2 separate regions of the Mus musculus genome follow, and region 1 is linked to region 2. A link is a loop called in an ENCODE intact Hi-C map of the cell type or tissue named here. Cell type or tissue: heart. All regions are shown on one strand.

Evidence for each region. Peaks named below come from ENCODE experiments on the same cell type or tissue, not always from the same donor. Only the 100,000 strongest peaks of a DNase experiment are listed, where the experiment ranks them.
Region 1: it touches region 2 in a loop (7-fold over the local background); 4 of 42 quality-filtered maps call a loop at or near these places.

Annotation. Positions count from the first base shown.
Region 1 is chr13:91,089,727-91,092,226 of GRCm38, forward strand. All of the region lies in intron 3 of Atg10 (autophagy related 10), which reads right to left. Among named protein-coding and RNA genes, the nearest start is that of Atg10, 130 kb to the right of the region's middle. In heart, no CTCF peak of the experiment used is centred here; no DNase peak of the experiment used is centred here.
Region 2 is chr13:90,928,967-90,931,466 of GRCm38, forward strand. Gm46434 (a long non-coding RNA gene) reads right to left here. Exons shown (of 2, transcript XR_001781017.1): 1 at 2,061-2,500; 2 at 944-1,855. Among named protein-coding and RNA genes, the nearest start is that of Gm46434, 1.5 kb to the right of the region's middle. In heart, a CTCF peak has its summit at 1,065 (motif pointing right); no DNase peak of the experiment used is centred here.

The sequences.
Region 1 (2,500 bases), 160 kb after region 2:
CTTTCCCTTCCCCCTTCTCTCCTCTTGGCCATGGCCGGTCTCTCTCTCTTTATACCATTTCTCTTCCCCCCTGCCTTTCTATAATAAAGCTCTAAAACTATAGACTGTCTCTGTTCATCAAGGCCCGAACTAAAGACACTCACCTGCATGGGAACCACCCAATGCCCCCCTGGGTCCCCTATTCTGTTCTCAGCTCCTCTGCCATATCCAGCGTGGGATGCCAGAGTCTGAGAACCTGGTACTGGGAGCTGCCCCTTGTCCACTCCCCAACCCCCAGCAGCTTCACAAAGCCAGATGCCCACCCAGGGCACATGGAAAGCGTCCAGCAGTCCTCCTGCATCCACCTGCCCAGAGCACAGGAACTCTGGCTGGATGTGGGCTCTCTCCCTCACTCCTTTTCCCCTACACCCACAGCCCTGCAGTACCTTTCTTGATTGGTAACTGATGTGGAAGGGCCAAGCTCAGTGGAGCTGAACCATCCGTAGGTTGGGGGAGGGGGGGTCCTGGATGCTACAAAAGGGCAAGCTGAGCAAGCCATGAGGAGCAAGCCATGAGCAGCATCCCTCCACAGCCTCGGCTTCAGTTCTTGCCTCCAGATTCAGAATCTGCTTAAGTTCCTGCCCTGATTTTCCTCAGTGATGGAATGTTACCAGGAAACTTAAAAGAAATAAACCCTTTCCTTCTAAAATTGCCATTGGCCATGGCGCTCTATCACAGCACTGCAAACCCTAGCTAAGACAGCAGCTACACAGAACCATCTCACCAGCCTCTCTCTCTCTCCACAACTTTAAATGAAAGATCTGTCACAAATAGGGGAAGAGAAAGGACATTAGCAGAGATGAGTAGGAAATGAGAGGGCAAAGGGGAGGTGGGGAAGATGACTGAAAAACATTATATACATGTTTTTTTAAAAATCACAATAAACCCAGTATCATATAGCTTGTATATATATACTCACACACACACACACACACACATATATATATATATATGATAACAATATCTTTTACACACCGTACTTTTTTTCTACCAAGAAACATGTATTTGAAAATTCCAGATTTCTTTTAAATAACACTGGGTTTTTTGTTTTTGTTTTTTTAGTAACGTTGAATTCTATTTAAAACAATGGGCACAGTATAACAAGATGGATAGAAAGGAAAGACAGGTAGGAGGTAAAACTATGGTTTAACCATGAGGTGTCCCCCATAGGCTCATGCTGGAACACTTGCTCCCCAGATTGGGGTGCACCCTGAAGTTCTGTACCTAAGCCCCACTTCCTGCTACCCTGTGCTGCCTGAGGCAGAAGCAGTGTGACCTCAGCCTTAGCTTCCTGAGGCCCTGTCTTCCCCTCACAGCTACAACAGGAATCCCTCTTGAACTGTAAGGCAAAGCCAATCCTTTGTCCATTGATACCTTTCCTATCAGCTATGAAATGGCAGCAGCAGGAAAACAAGGTTCCACAGACTGAATTTCCACTTCCCAAATTTCAAGAGAAGAAAATTTGTATTTATTGTTATTCTGTGGTTTATATTCAAGGGTGGCATCCCAATTTCTTCTTTGAAATTTCCAGTGACTTTATACCATTATACAAAATAACAGCGTTTTATCCCATAGAGAAATTCAAAGTAGAATAAATAAAGACAAATGGGCAAAGTTCCAGGGTGCTGTATGCATCTCTGGGAATTCACCCGGCTTCCAGCCAGTGGGCAGGTGTTCTTTCTCTGTGTTCTCTGACCTCTCACGGAAGAGTGAACTGGAAGTCGGCTTTGCACTTCAGCATGGAACTAGAGTTCTGTGACTAAGAAGTCTGAGCTCTAAGGTAAACAAGCTCAGGGGTTTCCCCTTGGTGGTCCCCACAAACATCACAAACACCTGGGTGTGCTGAGTCACCTTCTTTTACACTCTGGGCAGAGGCTTCAGAGACCTGCACACAGCAGTGATGCACATAGCTGTTGAATGGTGAGTGGGACATCTGGCTGCTCTCACTCCTCATTCTCTGTGCAGCATCTCCCTGCTTCCTTTCCTTAGCTCCTACATACAGACATCCCCCAAAGTCTATTTCTCACTTCAATTACCAGTCTACACTTGTTCCCTGAATTATCTCAGCCATCCAGAAGCTCTAGCCCTGACTTCTCTTTGGCGCTCCAAACATAAACTATGAAGTATGTGCTAGACATCTAGAGACGATGCCCTCCAACATCTCAAATGTGACAGGCCAAAATAGAGTCATCTTCTGTCTCCTGGCTTGTCACTGACTTGACAACCTGACCTACAGGATTTCCTGTGGGGGCAATGACATCATTCTGCTTCCTAATCACATAGTCTACAAACCTGGCAGTTGCCTTCATCCCTTCCCTCTGCCTTGTGCTCACATACTTTCATATTTCCATAATGTCTACAATGCATACCCCATCCTTCCCACATACACTGATGCAATATGATACAAAATCAGAAAGCACAATGAGAAATTATCAGCTTCAACTCAAAGCCTTAGGAGCCG
Region 2 (2,500 bases):
TTTGCTGGCTTGATTACAGCCTTTGGCCCAAAGACTCTGGTAAATTTACAATCCAACATGGGTTTGAAGCCCACCATCAGGGATAAAGGAAGAGGTCAAAACTCCAAAGTTTAGGGATTGCAATGTTCAACGATTGAAAATGGAGCAAAAAAAAATTTAATAATCAATGGACAAGGTCAAAGAAAAATGTCTGTATCCATAGAAAGAAATGCCACAATGTTTATAATTTGCGTTAAGGACCTGGAACAAGTGAAGAACTAGATGAAGCACACACACCACCATCTAGGTGTGCTCATTCTGGCTTTTAGGTATGGGAGGGATCACACCAGTCTCCATTTGTATGCTTTAAAAGTTCCATAATTTAGAATTTTCCATACATTCTGACTGGGTAGCCACAACACTAGCCGTACAAGAACATCTGTATAGCTGCAGAGTATGTGGACCATCAGTAAAATAAAGACCTGGGGACAGTCAAGTGACAACTGCCGGTAGTACATTTATTTATGTTCTTTGCTTGAGGTAGAGTTTTGATAGCTGGGCCTACCTGGCTTGGCAGTCATTATGTAGCCCAGTGTGCCCTTGGACTCATGGCAATCCTTCTGCCTCAGCCTCTTAAGTGCTGGGATTATAGGCACTGGTAGCCTCACCTTTGTAGATTAAAAACTCACTGACTGTGTCCTAATGGCTACTTTTTTAATGTTATCGTCCTTCAGCCTCTGAACAAATTTCTCTCCATTCTATAAGCCTACATCCTCTGGCTCTGTAATTACCGATGAAATTCAAGTCTGCAACAGATACTCATTGAGTGTGCTTCACCAAACACTACAGATCTGTTTAACGGTGGTTTCCTGTTAACACGTCTCGCTGCCTTTGCTAGCATTCTTCTTTGTAACTAGGAATGGCTTCAGGACATATAACACTTTTAAAGAAATCCAAGAAAGTGTCACAGAGCTAAAGGTTTATTATCATATCGATTGATTTGAACACAGAACACATGTGGGGTTGGGCTCAGTTTTAATACTTTACAAAAAGAGGACTAACTCTGAAGGCACGGGCAACAAGACCACTAGATGTCGCTGCTGACAACATCAAAGGAAAAGCAAGGCCTGTGATACTGTTTTAAAGATCACGACCAAACTGAGGACTAAAAAGCAAAACCATTTATTGATACACCCTATAAAATCCTGAGGCAGAACATGAGCATGTTATCTTACACATGTAATCCAAGCACTCTGGAGGCTGAGGCAGGAGAATTACCACGGTTTTGAGGTCAGCCTAGGTTACACATAATTTTGAGGCCTCCTTGAGCTACAGTGTGAGACCCTGTATTAAAAACAAAAAGTTAGATGTAAAGTAAAATAAAATCATGTTACAGTCCACAGACCCCGAGAGGCTAAGTAACAAGGAGGATTCAAGGGGGTCGGAAAGGAACGAAAGGATTTCCCTGGGAAGGGGAAATAGAACAGATTTCACAGGATGACTGGGTGTGGGAGGGGTTGGAAACAGGAGAGATGAAGGGGAGAAAATACTGGGGGACATTTTAGGGAGAGGTGGAAACCCAGTGCAATAAAAGCTCCATGGAATTTACCAGAGTAACCCTACCAAGACTCCAAGTAATGAAGGACACGGGGCCGGAACCAGCACTCTTCTGTAACCAGGCACGACCTCAAGAGGAGGGACAGGGAAACCAGTCCAGCCATACAACCTCTGACCTACAGTTTATTCTGCCTAGAGAGAGTTCTAGGACTCTGGAGCCTAGCGAATTCATCATCGAAGAGACCAGAGGGACTTCATCCAGCAACTGATGGCAGATGCAGAGTCCCAGACTCAAACATTAGGCTGAGCACAAGGAGTCCTGTGGAGAAGGAAAAGATTGGAGGAGCCAGAGAGGTCAGGGACACCAAGAGAACACAGCCCACAGATTCAGCTGATTAGGACTGATGGGTGCTCACAAAGCTCAGGGAGCCCGGTCTGTCAAAGGTCCTCTGCATATATGCTATGGCAGAGTAGCTTGATGTTCCTGCGGGAATCCTAAGAGTGAGAGCTGGGGCTGTCCCTACCTCTAGGGCCCCTTTCTTCCTACAGGGTTGTCTTGTCCAACTTTGATGTGCTTGGTCTCCTTGTAGCTTGTTAGGCCACGTTTGGTTGAAGTCTGCTCTTTTCTGAGGGGAGGCAGAGGGTGGAGGGAGTGAATCTCAGAGAGAAGAGGTGTGTGGGAGGGCACTGGGGGAAGGGGAAACTGTGGTCAAGATGTAATAAATGAGAGAAAACAAAACAGAAAACCAAACCCTCAAACCCAGAGGGGCAGTTTCAGACTAGTGTCCATGAGAATAGCCAAGGCTATGGGCATAAGAATATTTAACTACAGCCGAAGTCCTCCTGCGAAAGTGACATTAACTCACTGGCCAACAGAGTACCCAAGCCATGACATAGTCTTTGAAGTGGAAAGAACTAATGTGCCCGTTCACTTTTAGATCTCTGCTCCTTGAAGTTAGAAATC